Regions from separate parts of the Homo sapiens genome. Here region 2 is linked to region 1. Evidence: chromatin loops called from intact Hi-C (ENCODE). Cell type or tissue: K562. All regions are shown on one strand. Links, peaks and the distances in the headings refer to the core of each region. The heading gives the core; the rest is flanking DNA. Region 1 overlaps KCNK15-AS1 (KCNK15 and WISP2 antisense RNA 1). Region 2 has its middle 17 kb from the start of YWHAB.

Region 1 (8,333 bases), core at 109-8,108:
GAATATTCTCCACCTTCCAGGTCCTTCCTAGGGCTTGGTGCATGTGCATATCTCCTTCCGGAATCCTGGTCAATACTAAGGTAAGATGAAAAAACTGCGGGTTTGGGATAAGCAGGAAAAAAGAAGCAAACTCTCTTAGTGGCGGAACTTACTGAAGTTAAGCTTCGAGTCTGTATTGGTCAGGACTCTTGGTTGCAAGTGACAGAATCCCAACTCTGTTAGTGTGGTTAAAGGTTAAGCTGCTGTAACAAAGATGCCCAGCAGTGCAGTGACTTAAAGAAGACAAAAGTTTACTTCTTTTTCAACTGCGCTGCCAAGTTGTCAAGGCAGCTATGATCCAGGGGGCCACTCAGAGACCCAGGTTTCTTCATAGTGCACCCCATCATTCCTTAGGACAGTGGTTTCCAGAGTGGTCCTTGGACTGGCAGCTTCAACAGCACCTGGGAACTTGTTAGAAATGTCAATTCTCCAGCCCTATCCTGGGCCTAGCGAATCAGGAACTTTAGGTGTGGGGCCCAGCCATCTGTGTCTTTACAGGCCCTCCGAGTGATTCTGCAAGTTTGAGAATCACTGCACTGCCCCAGGATACTATTCCTGTCTGCACAGTGGAAGCTGGGGCACAGAGGGTTGCAGCCAATGGGAAGGGGAAAGAACTCGAAGCAGGCACACAAACTTGTAAGGCTCAGGTCAGGAAGTGGCACATGTCACTTCCCTTCATATTTTATTGGTAAAGATTGAGTCACATGGCCACACCTAGCTGCAAAGGAGACTGGGAAATGTAGTCTAGGCATGTGCTCAGATAGAAGGGAAATCATCTGAGTAGGAGAAAGAGGCAGTGGAAAGCTCTGTGAACTCAGCATTCTGGTCACTGGGACAGTATAAAATTTGAGATCATTTGTTTCATGACTTTGAACCATGACTATCTGTCCCATGGTAAAATTCCTATACTAGAGAAAGAAGGTAGTTTATCCACATTCTTGTCTAACACAAACATTTGACATTTCTTTATTGTGAAATATTTAAGACATTGTGGCAAAGACTGATGGATGTTTGTGATAGCACATGAAATGTAGATAGACTACATTTCCCAGCCTCCCTTGCAGTTGGGTGTGACCATGTGACTGAGTTTTAACCAATGAGACAAGAGCAGAAGTTCTGTGTGCAACTTCCTGGCTCCGGCTCTCCATGAATTGATTGTCTGGGCTTCCTCCCTGACCTAGTCAGGCCTTACTGGATGCAGATGATTGGGAGAAGGAGAGAGGAAGGAGGAGCCCTAGACGAAGGATCCTGAGTCCCTGTATCACCATGTAGGGGAGCCCACCAAGCAGAAGCACCCATAGGGAATGTTACGTAACACACATAGACTTTGTGCTTTGGCTAGTAAGCATTTTGGCAGTGACGTTCCAATGGCGCTGGTGGTAGTGGAAGTGGATGCAGGTGATAAAGGGGTACATTGTCTGTACAGAATTTTAAAACAGTAATGAAAAGGTCTAAAAGTCAATCTGCTTTTTATTATCACCACATGCCAGCAATTCTAAACATTAGTGTTAAAATATTCCTTCTCACCAGGGAGAAAACTCCCACTGTTAGAAGCATTTGAACCAGAGCGATTCCATCTTGAATAGGGGCTGGGTAAAATAAGGCTGAGACCTGCTGGGCTTCATTCTCAGATGGTTAAGGCATTCTAAGTCACAGGATGAGATAGGACGTTGGCACAAGATACAAGTCGTAAAGACCTTGCTGATAAAACAGGTTGCAATAAAGAAGCCGGCTAAAACCCACCAAAATCAAAATGGCCTCGAGAGTGACCGCTGGTCGTCCTCACTGCTAGACTCTCACCAGCGCCATGAGAGTTTACAAATGCCATGGCAACGTCAGGAAGTTACCCTATATGGTCTAAAAAGGGGAGGCATTAATAATCTATCCCTTGTTGAGCATATCATCAAGAAATAACCATAAAAATAGGCAACCAGCAGCCCTCGGGGCTGCTCTGTCTATGGAGCATTATTCCTTTGCTTTCTTAATAAATTCACTTTCACTTTATGGACTCGCCTTGAGTTCTTTCTTACGCGAGTTCCAAGATCCAGATCCCTCTCTTGGGGTCTGGACTGGGACCCCCTTCCTGTAACACTACCACCTCCCCTGGTCCCTTGGTATGCCACTGGATTTCGGGTTTATTTATTACTGGGATCTGGTTTACCCTAGCTAATAAAGACAGGCATAAAGGTATAAATAGCAATGACGAACATCCATATGTACAACATGTTTTTTAAGGAAAAAAACATTACAAATATGACTGTTGACATGAACATTTAAAATAAATTTAGATTTATTCTGGCAACTGCAGTCTGATACTTAAGCAATCTTCCTGACGTGGGGAAAAGACTCAGGGAGACTTTGCATTCCACAGATGCCACATCAGCCATCTGGAGTAGGCAGCGCAGCACCAGTTTCTGCCACCAGGTTCTGATTTAGCCGACTTCTTGATTGCAACCTGTCTTACCACAAGGTCTTTATGATCTGTATCTTGTGCTGACCTCCTATCTCATCCTGTGACTTAGAATCCTGTGACTTAGAGTAGCCATTCTTTATTCCTTTACTTTCTTAATAAACTCACTTTCACTTTATGGACTCACCCTGAGTTATTTCTTGTGCGAGCTCCAAGAACCCTCTCTTGGGGTCTGGATTGAGACCCGATCCAGAACATAAAGATCATCAGCCATCTGGAGTAAGCGGTGATACCACCAGGTTCTCCAACTCTGGGTTTTAGTCAGATGGCCACAGAGCAGGGGTCAAGAGAGGAAGGCAGGGGAGTGGGACTGCAGTGAGATGTCTCAGAGACTGAGAGAGGCAGGGGGGTTAGTGGACCTGGAGGGTGTGTCCTTGAGGTGAGTGGTAGTGAGGGGGTTGAGAGGGTAGAGGGAGTCAAGTCAGTCACCTGTGTCCCACCCCTGCTGGCTTCAGGGCAGGGGAGAAGCTGCTGAAGAGGTTCACGTTAGGTTATTGGCCATCCAACAGAGACTGGATGAAAAGACCTGGCCCAGCGAAGACGTTAAAACCTTTTTCATGAAAGCCAGTGGTGAGGGGGCATTGGGCAGTGGAGGTGTGACCAGAAAGGGGTCCTGATCCAGACCCCAAGAGAGTGTTCTTGGATCTCCTGCAAGAAAGAATTTAAGGCAAGTCCACAAAGAGAAAGCAAGTTTATTAAGAAAGTAAAGGAATAAAGAATGGCTACTCCATAGACAGAAGAGCCCTCAGGGCTGCCGGTTGCCCATTTTTAAGGTTATTTCTTGATGACATGCTAAACAAGAGGTGGATTATTCATGTGTCCCCTTTTTAGACCATAGAGTGTAACTTCCTGACATTGGCATGGCATTTGTAAACTCTCATGGCGCTGGTAGGAGTGTGGCAGTGAGGACTACCAGAGGTCACTCTCGTCGCCATCTTGGTTTTGGTGGGTTTTGGCCAGCTTCTGCAGCCTGTTTTATCAACAAGGTCTTTATGATCTGTATCTTGTGCCGACCTCCCATCTCATCCTGTGACTTAGAATGCCTCATCGTCTGGCAATGCAGCCCAGTAGGACTCAGCCTTATTTTACCCAGCCCCTACTCAAAATGGAGTTGCTCTGGTCTAACGCCTCTGACAAAGGGGCCATAGATAAAGACCAGGCCAGTGTGATGGGGCCACTTGCAACCAAGTTTGTCAGCCAACCTGGAGGTGATGAAGAGGACTTGGCCCCTACTTCTGCCCTTGGGTTCTCCCTGATGTCATAATTCATGTCAGTGGAAGTGAAAAAAGATGAATTCTTGAGAATCAGATGGCTGAGAATGCACCTCAGACCCTAGACCACATTTTAGCCATGGAGAGGCAGGTGGCCTTTTCGTTAGCACCTGACACATGGTGGCCATTGGTTGCCTCCCCTTTCCTAGGCAGAAAGTCGAGGGGTACCTCCCAGGGAGGCTGTTGGAGTTGCCCCTTGAAGACAGCCTCCTCCTGGCAGGTGGCCTCTCGGCTGTTCATGCATGGAAATGCCACAAGGAGGCAGCAGCACATCACTGCTGTCCTCCCCCGAGCTGGAGCTGTGTCTGATTTTAACGAGATGGGAGGTTTGTTAAAATAGATTTCTGGGCCCTACTCCCAGAGCTTCTGTAGGTCTGGGATGGGGCATTTCTAACAAGTCTCCAGGTGATGGCTGCTGCCTCTGGTCAGGTACAATGGATCTATCTGTTAGAAGTCAGGATAGTGATTATCTTGTGGGTAGTGAAGAGAGGGAGACCAAGGTGGATTTTGGAGGTGCAGGCAATGCATGGTCCTGCTGTTGACCCAGGTACTGATTGCATGGGTGTGCTCATTTGTGAAAACTGGACTAACTGAACACTTTTATTTGTATACTTTTTGTTTGTTTGTTTGTTTTGTTTTTTCTGAGACAGGGTCTCACTCTTGTCACCCAGGCTAGAAGCAGTGATGCAATCTCGGCTCACTGCAACCTCCGCCTCCTGGGCTCAAGCCATCCTCCCACCTCAGCCTCCAGTGTAGCTTGGACTACGGGCATGTGCCACCATGCCCGGCTGATTTTTGTATTTTTTGTAGAGGGGGTTTCACTACGTTACCCAGGCTGGTCTCGAACTCCTGAGCTCACGCGATCCACCCGCCTCAGCCTCCCAAAGTACTGGGATTACAGGCATGAGCCACCGTGCCTGGCCTTGTATACTTTTTATACTTCATTAAAAATTCAAGAAAGAAGAAAAAGCCAAGGAAAAGAGAAACAAAATGGAAAGAGAGGAGGAGAGAGGATGAGAGAGAGAGAGACAGAAGAGAGAAACGGTGAGAGAGAGAAACATAGAGAGATAGAAGAAAGAGAGAGGAACAGAGAGAGAGGGAGAGAGGCTGGGCTAGCCGCTGGTTCAGCTGGTTCTGACTTCCCATCCTGGATTGTGAGTGGTGATTCTATTCTTCAAGCCTCAGCTTCTCATCTGTAAAATGCAGATCACAGCAACCACCTCATTTTCAATAAGAGAAGGTATAGAAAGTGTGAAAGGAAAATGAAAACCCCAATTCACTCTGCCAAAAGGAAAAAACTAAGCTGAAAGTTGAGTCATGCAACAAGCTGCCTTTCCTTTGTTCGTAAGCAGAGAGCCACAGATAAAAGGCCAGGTATCTCCACGAGTAGCCACTCTGTGTTCACCTTATCTTATGTAAAGTTACAGAGCGTGAGACGAATACATAATCGAATACATAATTTCCCTACCTGCTCTTTTTCTCTTGCAATATGTGGATTTCCAGACCCTCCTTCTTTCCCCTCCAGCCTGCTTTCCCCTTTAAATACTGAAGCCCTCAAAGTCATCTTTAGAGAAAGGCACAGACCTCTCTACTGGGCGTGTCCTTAACCTTGGAAAAATAAATGTCTAAACTGATTGAGACCTGTCTCAGACACTTTCTGGTTTACAAAAGCATCAAGAACACAGTAGCTGCTCAATAAACAGTGAGACTGTAAGCTGCTCCCCTTAAGTGTGTGGGCTCCCCTGGGCGCCGTCGTTGTTCCTGGATCCCAGAGCAGGGCGTGGGAGGGCCTGGCTGTCTGTGTTTGCTAGATTCATTTTAATTGTAACTAGTTAGGATGGGGAGGACCACGGGTGTCCTGGCAGGCAGGAGGACCTCCTGGGGCCTGTTGATGCCCTTCACTAGGGAAACTTCTTCCTTACGGCTCTCGGCTGGAGGAGGATGGTGTGCCAAGGGCCCCAGGAACAGGCCCTGTGCCAGGTCCTTCAGCCACAGCTGGTAGCGGAGTCCTCTCCAGAAAGCATTCTGCCCCGGGACACTCAGCTTGCCCCGCAGACCCAGGCCAGCACTGAGGAAGTGAGTGCAGAAGCTTCCCATGGAGGAATGGCCAGGCCTGGGCACCTGTGGCCGTGAGAGCTTCAGAGAGGGTAAACCTGGTTTGCCCCTGTGACTTTGCCCCCGACACGTTTCCTCTTCTCCACAAACAAGAGGATTCCCAGTCTTTGCCTTCACAACACTTGCCAAGAATTGCAGGCAGGATGATAATAATAGCTTCAGTTGAAGAACATGGAGGAATTACCTTCCTAATACTCACAATACCCCTGCGGAGTGGATACTCACTATTTTTTTTTTTTTTGGCAGAGTCTTGCTCTGTTGCCCAGACTGGAGTGCAGTGGCATGATCTTGGCTCACTGCAACCTCCACCTCCTGGGTTCAAGTGATTCTCATGCCTCAGCCTTCCAAGTAGCTGGGATTACAGGTGCGTGCCACCACGCCTGGCTAATTTTTGTATTTTTAGTAGAGATGGGGTTTCACCTTGTTGGCCAGGCTGGTCTCGAACTCCCGACTTCAGGTGATCCGCCCGCCTCGGCCTCCCAAAGTGCTGGGATTACAGGCGTGCTCGCCACTGCACACAGCCGGGTACTCACTTTATACAGCCATCCTGTGGGGTGGGCACTACTATTTATTCCCATTTTACAGATCAAAAAACTAAAGCGCCAAGAGTTAGGATAACGGTTGCTAAAATTTATTTTATTTTATTTTATTTTGTTGCAGACTACCACAATTACTACTTGAGACTGTCACTATGACAGTTATTACTGTTACTACTTGAGGCCGTCATTACAGCAGTTACTACTGTTACTGCCTGAGACTTCATTACAGGACTGAACGAGGGGACGAATGTAGAAATGAAAACTTAAGACAAAAGAAACTGTTGTAAAGGAAAGGGCCAGGGGAAGAAGAAGAGAACTCCCTGCTTCTAGTGAGCAAAGGCAGTCCCTGAGCTTCCACAGCCCTTCCTATTTATTGGGTAGAATGAGCAGGGAGGAGGAGGTAATGACTGGTTAGCTGGTTGATTGATCACAGATTCATATTGTTACTAACAGGTTTCAATTAGGCCTAATCACAAGAAACACTATGCTTGGAGCGTGACTGCCCTCAGCATTCCTTCTGGATGGCAGAAACAGTTTGTCAGTTTGCCAACATTCTGCATTTATGAGAAATAGTCTGCTGCTTACTCATATAGCTTCCAGTGGTATACTGAGTTGATCATGACCCTCAATCTTTCGGCCTCCAATATTTATTTATTTATTTATTTATTTATTTAATGAGACAGAGTCTTGCTCTGTCCACCAGGCTGGAGTGCAGTGGTGCGATCTCGGCTCACTACAACCTCTGTCTCCCCGGTTCAAGCAATTCTCGTGCCTCAGCCTCCTGAGTAGCTGGGATTACAGGTGTGTGCTATCACACCCAGTTAATTTTTGTATTTTTAGTAGAGACGGGGTTTTGATGTGTTGGCCAGGCTGGTCTCGAACTCCTGACCTCAAGTGATCTGCCCGTCTTGGCCTCCCAAAGTGCTGGGATTACAGGTGTGAGCCACCGCGCCCGGCCCTAAGTTTTTTTGTAAATCACGTAACACTTTCAACAATCCTCTGTGTTGAGTATTGCCATTATCCCCATTTTAAAGAAGGGGAAACTGAGGCACAAGGAGGTTAAGTACTTTGCCTAAGATGACAGCACTAGGAAATAGCAGAGCCAGGATGCACACCTGGGCAGGTTGGCTGAGCCCACTCACTCTACCACTGCACAGTGGCGGCTCAGCTGTGAGGTCATGGGCCTGAGTCCCAGCTCCACGACTCCAGGGTAACTTGTTAATCACTCTGGGTCTCAGTTTACTCATCTCTAAACAGGGAGTATTAGTGGCACTTTCCTTTAGGAATGTCCCAAGGATGACGTGCAGTGGTGTGGACAGAGTGCGTGGCAGAGAGAGCCTTATGTATGGGAGTCCCTCGGTGCACATTCCTCATTCTTGTCCGTGTTCTCCCTGTTTTGGGGGATGTTATCAGAATTTTGCCTGGAAATGTGTTTAGGGTTTATCCTTGCAGAACCAGACCCATGGAAATTCTCAATCTGTGAGAGACCAACAGCCATTCTCAAGAGTCAGATAAACTCAGGTTGGACTAGCATCCCACCCCAGCTGCAGACCAGCTTTTAGACAGCTCGCTTTCCCGGGTGTTTCCTTATCCCTGAGCTGGAGTTAGTTATATTTGCCATGCAGGGGCTCTGTGAAGGTTACATGGCTCAAACTCAGCATGTGATTCTCAAACTAAGGTTTCTGGAGGGGGTGATACCTGAGATAAGTGTTGGGGGCTGGGCAGCAGGGGCCTCTGTGACCAGCAACCGTACCTGGGGTGGGTAATTTACAAACACTGTGTCTGGGAATTGCCCTCATTCTCAGAACCCTCCTGCCCTTCCTTGTCCTGCATCTCCCAGGCTCCCCTCTCTTCCACCTTCCCAGCAGGTTCGACTCATGGGAGGCATAACTGGAAACT
Region 2 (8,333 bases), core at 230-8,229, 130 kb before region 1:
CTGTCCCTCCCTATGCATCCTTTTTTTCTTTCTTTTCCTTTTTTTTTTTTTTTGTTTTTGTTTTTGAGACAGGGTCTCTGTCACCTATGCTGAAGTGCAGTGTGGCATGATCTCAGCTCATGCAGCCTCAACCTCCTGGTCTCAATCAATCCTCCCACCTCAGTGCCCCTGTAACTGGGACTACACGTGTGCACCACTGTGTCCAGCTAATTTTTGTAGTAACGGGGTTTCACCATGTTGCCCAGGCTGGTCTTGAACTACTGGGCTCAAGTGATCCACCTGCCCAGCCTCCTAAAGTGCTGGGATTATAGGCGTGAGCCACTGCTCCAGGCCCCCATGCATCATGTCAAAATGATTATATCATAATTTTAGTTAAATTTGTATTCAGTGTTTACAGTTTTGTGACCATAAATACACTATTGTCAGCCTTGCCCAGCTGTATTCCATGATGGCTTTCCCTTTATTATAGAACTTCTTGTTTTCCCTAATATTAACAAAGTTTTTGTTTCTTGTTTGTTTGCCAAGTTTTCTATATTCTGGTTGCTAATGATTGTTCTCTATTGCTGCTGTAACAAATTACTACAAATTTAGTAGCTTAAACAGAACCCACTTCTTATCTCACAATTCTGTAGGTAAGAAGACTGAGTATAGTGTGTGTCTGCTGGGATCCGCCACTTAGAGTCTCACAAAGCAAAAATTAAGTTGTCAGCTGGGCTGCATTCCTTTCTGGAGGTCATGGAGCTGAATCTACCTTCAAGCTCATGGAAGTTATTGCTCAGATTTCATTTCTTTCTTTCTTTCTTTCTTTTTTTTTTTTTTTTTGAGATGGAGTCTTGCTCTGTCGCCCAGGCTGGAGTGCAGTGCAGCGATCTCAGCTTACTGTAACCTCCGCCTCCTGGGCTCAAGTGATTCTCCTGCCTCAGCCTCCTGGGTAGATGGGACTACAGGCATGTGCCACCACACCCGGCTAATTTTTGTACTTTTAGTAGAGAAGGGGTTTTGCCACATTGCCCAGGCTGGTCTCGAACTCCCGAGGTCAGATAATCTGCCTGCCTTGGCCTCCCAAAGTGCTAGGATTACAGACGTGAGCCACCGCGCACGGCCCTTCATGTTGTTTTAAAATGTGACACCATCCCTCCAATGTCCTGTAAACTGGTAGTTCAATCTAGAGGCCTGATTAGATTTCAGTTCAGTTTTTGGCAATCATATTTTATAGACAGGACTTGTATTTTCTATGGCGTCATCTCAGGAGGCACATAACATCTAATTGTTCCTCAATGATCTCTCCCAATCTGAAAATATACTTTCTTCAGTTCTGGAATAATTTTCATGAATTATTTCTTTGAATATTTTCTTCCTTCCTCTCCCCATTTTCTATATCTTCACTTTCCAGAACTCTAATTTTTCAGGTGTTTGACCTCTTGAAATGGCTTTCTAATTTTACTGTTTTTTTTTCTTTTTCTTTCCAATTTTTCATCTTTTTGTCTTTGTGTCTCTTTTCTGAATATTATCTTCCAACCTGTACTAAGTCATGCCTCTGTGCAGGAGATAGGAACAGAAACCACTCTAGGTATTGTAGGCAGAAAGGGATTGACTATAGGGAATTAGGTGGTTACAAATTCATGAGAAGAGCAGGAGTTGCAGAAGTCCAGGAGGCTTTTGTTTCAAAGTCACCATAGATGTGATTGAGAGGCCAGAGGTGCTGCTGCTACTCTTGCTCTGGTCACTGTAACTATCTGACACACATGAAGCTGGGGACTAGGCAGTGGATCAGGGAGTCTAGCCACTTTGATTTTGCTCAAAAGTAAACTTCAAAGATAAAGAGGGCTGTTGTTTGGCTTGAATGAGAAGTTGAAATTGCAAGGCAGTCTATGATATTTCAAGGTCTTTGCTATACATGCAACCAATTTTGGCTTTTCATTTTAATGGAACAAGGGCTGAGATCCTAACTCAGAGAGGTCTATAGGTTTAATCAGAAATAGAGCTCCTCAGTGGCTCATGTCTGTAATCCCAGCGCTTTGGGAGGCCGAGGTGGGTGGATCATCTGAGGTCAGGAGTTTGAGATCAGCCTGTCCAACATGGTGAAACCCCGTCTCTACTAAAAATACAAAAATTAGCTGGGCATGGTGGCCAGCGCCTGTAATCCCAGCTAGTCAGGAGGCTGAGGCAGGAGAATGGCTTGAACCCGGGAGGCGGAGGTTGCAGTGAGCCGAGATTATGCCATTGCACTCCAGCCTGGGCAACAGAGCGAGACTCGGTCTAAAAAAAAAAGATATTTTTTGGCATTTAATTTTAAGTAGGGAAATACCTGCTGTATTCATTTTAAAATAATGTATATTTATTACATAGTAATGTGTGGATATATTTTTATTGTAAGAAAACTAAAATATTAAAGATTAAAAACTAAAATTCCCTATGATCGCCACCTCCCAATGCCATTTCTCCTCCCCAGAAGTAACCACATATCAGTTATATATAGCAACATGTATTATCAGTGATGGTAGGTTAGGTTATGCTACAATAACCTACAATAACAACATCCTCAAAGTCTCAGTGTCTTATATTAATAAAAGTTTATGTCTTTTGTTTGTTTGTTTTTTTGTTGAGACAGGGTCTCACTCTGTCTCCCAGGCTGTAGTGCAGTGGCATGATCATGGCTCACCGTAGCCTCGACCTCCTGGGCTCAGGTGATCCTCTCATCTCAGCCTCCCAAGTAGCTGGGACTACAGATGTGTGCCACAAGGCCCAGCTAATTTTTTGTGGTTTTTGTGGAGACAGGGTTTTACCATGTTGCTCAGGCTGGTCTCGAACTCCCCAGCTCAAGCAATCCATCTGCCTCAGCCTCCCAGAGTGCTGGGATTACAGGCGTGAGCCACTGCGCCCAGCCTAAAAATTTATATCTTAATTGCATGTTTGTGATGGGTTGAATTCAGCTGTATCTCTGGACACAGCTGGAAGAAGCAGCTGGAACATGCTGATCTCATGGAATAAGGAAAAGAGAGAATGGGGGAGCCTCTTAAAGCTTCTGCTTGGATGTCTCACATGTCACTTCCACTCAAATTCCCTTGGCCAAAGCAAATCATATGGCTATGCCTGACTTACGTGGGGTGGGGATGTAGAATCCTTCCATAGGGCAAGTCGGTAAAATTCCATCCTTTTATAGTGTATGTAAAACTCTAGAAATAGATATAATTTTTATATAGTTTATTAGGGTACTGAATCTTATTTCTTCATGCAAAAATATGTCTTAGAGGTCTTTCCATATTATACAAATAGATCCATCTCTTTTTAATTTAATTTTTTAATTTTTTTAACCCCAGGGCAGAAGGCACCATCTCCTTTTTATTTTATTTTTATTTTTATTTTTCAGATGGAATCTCACTCTATCGCCCAGGCTGGAGTGTAGTGGCATGATCTCGGCTCACTGCAACCTCCGACTCCTGGGTTCAAGTGATTCTCCTGCCTCAGCCTCCCAAGTAGCTGGGATTACAGGCGCCCACCACCACGCCTGGCTTTTTTTTTTTTGTATTTTTAGTAGACATGGGGTTTCATCATGTTGGCCAGGCTGGTTTCAAACACCTGACCTCAAGTGATCCCCCAGCCTTGGACTCCCAAAGGGTTAGGATTACAGGCGTGAGCCACTGTGCCTGGCCAATTCTTCCATTTCTTATTTGAGAATGTCAAAGAATGCATCTCCAATCAGCCAGTGGAATATTGCATTTTATTTATTTGTTAATGGCTTGCAACCCATAAAATAATCCATACATTATATCAACATGAATGACCCAAATGTATTGGTTATTGCAGCTGGATGGCATGCATAGCCTAGGTCACAGGTGGATGGAAGACAGACAAAACCATTTTTACTCTCTGAATTCCTCCTCCACTACCCCATCACTGATGTTGTCTCCCTCCCAGCCATCTCCCTTATTTGAGGAGCAATGCATGGGGAATAGGTAGTGGGCGCTGCAGTGCATACTGTGGTGTGCCACCCAGACCCCCATCCCCAGGATGGGGCATTTATTCCCCCAGCTGCTGGGAGCATTGGCTGCTGGCAGCTCTCAGCTGAGTCCCTATGACTGTTCGAGGTGGACATTCCAAGGTCCTGTCCTCTTGCCATCCCAGCTCTATATTCCCCATGGCATTAGCCAAGGCCTCTGCTGAGGTTGCACTGCAGTTTGACTTTTCCTTTCCACAGATGTAATCCCGACAGCACTCTGCAATAGACTTCCTGACTTCAAATCTCCATATTGGAGTCTGATTCCTCGGGACCTGACTCACAACAGCCCACCACAGGCTCTGAAGTCAGACAGAACTGGGTTTCAGTCTTATCCCAAACACCAACTAGATATGTAATCCTAGAGATGATAAGTCCACTATACACCTTGTATGCCTCGGGTTTTTAATATCAACTGAATGTTGATAGTTTCTTGGAAACTGCAACTTTAAGTGAAATGATGTATGATGAAACCATTTTTTCCCTCATAATCATAATGGAAGGACATTACTTGAGGACGTGCTGCACATCATTTTGCTTAAAGTCGCAGTTTCCAAGAACCCATCGAAGAAGTTAAGTGAGGACTTACTATATACACTTCTTGCAGTTACTGTGAGGATGAAATAACACATGTAAAACACTGAGCACAGTATCTGGTACGTACTAGGTGCTCAAAACAAGTGCTAGCATGTTAGTAGTACTATTACATTAAAATGATAATCTTGGTAGAGTAATTAGATGATCCAGGACAGAGGAGATGGAGAGATTTTGCTAAAATTCATTCTCTCTTTTCCCCTCCTTGCCTGCATTTCCAGTGCCCTCACGCCCCGCTGAAACAGAAATAGACCTGTTGTGCTAACTTATTTCCGGAAGATGGCGCCAGCAGATAACGCTGCGGACGAGTCCCTTTGGTTTTCTTTTTCTTTTTCTTTTTCTTTTTCTTTTTTTTTGAGATGGAGTCTCGCTCTGTCGCCCAGGCTGGAGTGCAATGGCACGATCTCGGCTCACTGCAACCTCCGTCTCCCAGGTTTGAGGGATTCTCCTGCCTCAGCCCCCCAAGTAGCTGGGATTACAGTCATGTGCCACCACGCCTGGCTCATTTTTGTATTTTTAATAGGGGGGGGGTTCACCATGTTGGCCAGGCTGGTCTTGAACTCCTGGCCTCAAGTGATCCGCCTACCTCGGCCTCCCAAAGTGCTGGGATTACAGGTGTGAGCCACTACGCCTGGCCAGGAACAATTTTCACTATTCACAGATTACATATCAATTTCACATGTGTTATCTCATTTGATTCTCCTTCACCAACCATTTACCAAATGCTGATTATTCCATCTTTACTGTTTTATCCCTTCGCCAACAAATGCTTACTGAGCACTTACTCTAGCCAAAGAGCATCTTTAAATGCCTTCTCAAGCGCAATGACTAAGAAACAAAAAAGGAAATAGAATTCTAAGCCTCTGCTGGAGAGCTGGACTTTCCAGAGATGAATAAGACAAGTTCCAGCCACTGATTTCTTTCTGGTTCTGGGTTGATGTCAACTTGTGCTCTGGAAGGAGGCTGCTTTCATAAAGCAGAAGAAGCTTAATTCAAGTGAAACTGAGTCAGAAAGAAAGCAATTCCTTTGCAGGAGCAGCTAGGGTGCATCTCAGAGACTGTCTGCAGTACTTCCCAAGGGCTATTGATCTGAGAGCAGAGCATTCGGTCCTTGGACTGGTGAAAATTGCTGAGCAGGCAAAAGAAGAATAAAACCCGTAAAGGGAATGGAGAAAAGATGTTGAAGGGCTTCCGGGTAGGGAAGGTTAGCTGGACTGCATTCAGGAGCTCCAGACAGAAGTGACTCTGCAGTTCCTTGAGCTTCGCAGGCAGGCCTGCAAGCAAACCTGGAAACCACGAGACCAGGGCCTGGCGATCCATTTCTTTGGTGGGGACAGAGGTGCTCACCCTCAGCCTTCTCACGCTCACTCCAGAACTGTGACGGGGTGAGCTCACGTGACAATCACCTCAGCAGTGCAATTTTAGGGGTGTCAAGAAGGGCTCCTTCTATGGCTGAAATCTCTTTCAACAGTTACTGTCTGGTGCCCCAAATGCCACCACTGGTGTCCTTTATTTCTTTTCTTTTCTTTTCTTTTCTTTTCTTTTCTTTTTTTTTTTTTTTTTGAGGCAGGGTCCCACTCTGTCATCTAGACTGGAGTGCAGTGGCGCGATCTGGGCTCACTGCAACCTCTGCCTCCTGGGTTCAATCAATTCTCCAGCATCAGCCTCCTGAGCAGCTGGGACCACAGGTGCATGCCACCGTGCCAGGCTAAGTTTTATATATTTTTGTAGAGATGAGACTTCACCATGTTGGCCAGACTGGTCTCGAACTCCTGACCTCAAATGATCCTCCCGTCTCGGCCTCCCAAAGTGCTGAGATTACAGGCACGAGCCACTGCGCACAGCCCATTAGTGTCCTTTAATATGAATATTGCAAGAGTTAAAAACAGGACTTCTATAAAGAAATGTATAATTATATTGGCTTGGAGAAAATTCTGCAAGTGTACACATCAGTTGTTAACAGGGGTTATCGTGAGCCAGAAAGTGTGGAGTAAGTAAGGGAGATTAATGGAGGTCAGAAAAGGAAGAAGAAAAGGATAGATAAGAAAAAAAAATCACACTTAAAAAGGGTGCTCTTGATTAAAAGAATGTGTATTATTTGTTATGATTTATGAAAAAGGTTACTTCTATTGCCCATACGCGTTAAGACAGGCATGAAAGATGCCCAGTAAAATATTAACAGTAGTTATTATATGCTGATGAGATTTCAAAGAATGTTACTTTCTTCCTTATAACTTTATATATTTAAATTTTTATAGGGAGCATTTAAATCAGGAAAGTGGGAAAAAGCAAAATTAAGAACATTATTGCAAGCCAAATGAGAAAAGCAATAACAAAAAAATAACAAAAGTAAAACAAAATTTGAGCCATTCAAATTCTAACTTCTCTATTCCGTGGCTGTGGGACTCTAAAGAAATTACTTAACTTCTTTGATCCTCAGTTTCTTCCTCTTTAATTTTTAATTTATTTTATGAGATAGTGTATTAGGGTTCTCTAGAGGGACAGAACTAATAGGATAGATGTATATATGTAAGGGAGTTTATTATGGAATATTGACTCACACGAGTTTTGTTGAATGCATATGGAGTAGATTATAGAATCACAGGGGAACCAAACTCAGAGGTTGAGAAGCCAGGCATGGTGTCTCCATTCACATCAACAGAATTGGCCTGGGGACACTACTGGCCCTCTGGTTCCAGACAGCCAGTGCTGCCCGTAACCCCACTGGATTGTCATCTCTGGAACTGGATCTTACTCTCTCATCACACCTGCCAGAGAACAGTCTCTATATGAGTTTGAAAATCGAAGTCCATGGCAGATGCACCTGATGGGCAACGCCTAAGTCACAACACTGATGTCCTCCATGCAGGGAGGACATGGCATTTTCTGCTTCCTCTGCAGAATTGAACTCTGGGTTCCAAGGAGTTGAATGAAGTAGGTAATTCCCTTACACACAGAAAGTGGGTTCAGATGTAAAATTGTGAACTCTCAGTACTCAAGTTTCCCTGTCTGCAAAATGGAAATTATATTAGTACCTTTCTTAAAATATTATTCACAGGATTAAAAGAATTAATACATGTAAAATTCTTAGAATTATGTCATCCACATAATGATTTCATGAATACTAGATCTGATTTTTCAGTTATATGAACCTTTTGGCTTAAACCATTTGAGAGTTGGTTGTTACTTTTTTTCTACTTGCAACTTACAGTCCTGACTAATATGAAGACTAATGATACACAGGGTTGTAAAGCTGGAGTGAGGAAATCTATGTAAAGTTCTTGGTACATGGTGATATGGCTTGGCTGTGTCCCCACCCAAATCTCATCTTGAATTGTAGCTCCCGTAATTCCCACATGTTGTGGGAGGGACCCAGTGGGAAGTAATTGAATCATGCGGGTGGGTTTTTTCCATGCTGTTCTCATGATAGTGAATAAGTCTCATGAGATCTGATGGTTTTATAAAGGGGAGTTCCCTGCACATGCCCTCTTGCCTGCTACCATGTAAGACGTGACTTTGCTGCTCCTCATTTACCTTCTGCCATGATTGTGAGGCCTCCCTAGCCATGTGGAACTGTGAGTCAATTAAACCTCTTCCCTTTATAAATTATCCAGACTCTGGCATGTCTTTATTAGCATTGTGAGAACAAACTGATATACATGGGAAACTCTCAGTAAATAACATTAATATCTACTTATTACTGACATTAATACTCTCACTACTAATTAATGGTTTTTATGAT

Evidence for each region. Hi-C counts contacts between places; a loop is a spot of excess contacts. Peaks named below come from ENCODE experiments on the same cell type or tissue, not always from the same donor. Only the 100,000 strongest peaks of a DNase experiment are listed, where the experiment ranks them.
Region 2: it touches region 1 in a loop (4-fold over the local background); 92 of 110 quality-filtered maps call a loop at or near these places.

Annotation. Positions count from the first base shown.
Region 1 is chr20:44,729,258-44,737,590 of GRCh38, reverse strand. It overlaps KCNK15-AS1 (KCNK15 and WISP2 antisense RNA 1), which reads left to right. Exons shown (of 5, transcript NR_132377.1): 3 at 21-80. Among named protein-coding and RNA genes, the nearest start is that of KCNK15, 12 kb to the left of the region's middle. In K562, for the core only: a CTCF peak has its summit at 4,046 (motif pointing right); DNase peaks (open chromatin) are centred at 1,190 and 4,050; H3K27me3 peaks cover 2,067 bases.
Region 2 is chr20:44,864,291-44,872,623 of GRCh38, reverse strand. No RefSeq gene overlaps it. Among named protein-coding and RNA genes, the nearest start is that of YWHAB, 17 kb to the left of the region's middle. In K562, for the core only: a CTCF peak has its summit at 4,870 (motif pointing right); a DNase peak (open chromatin) is centred at 4,823; H3K27me3 peaks cover 1,609 bases.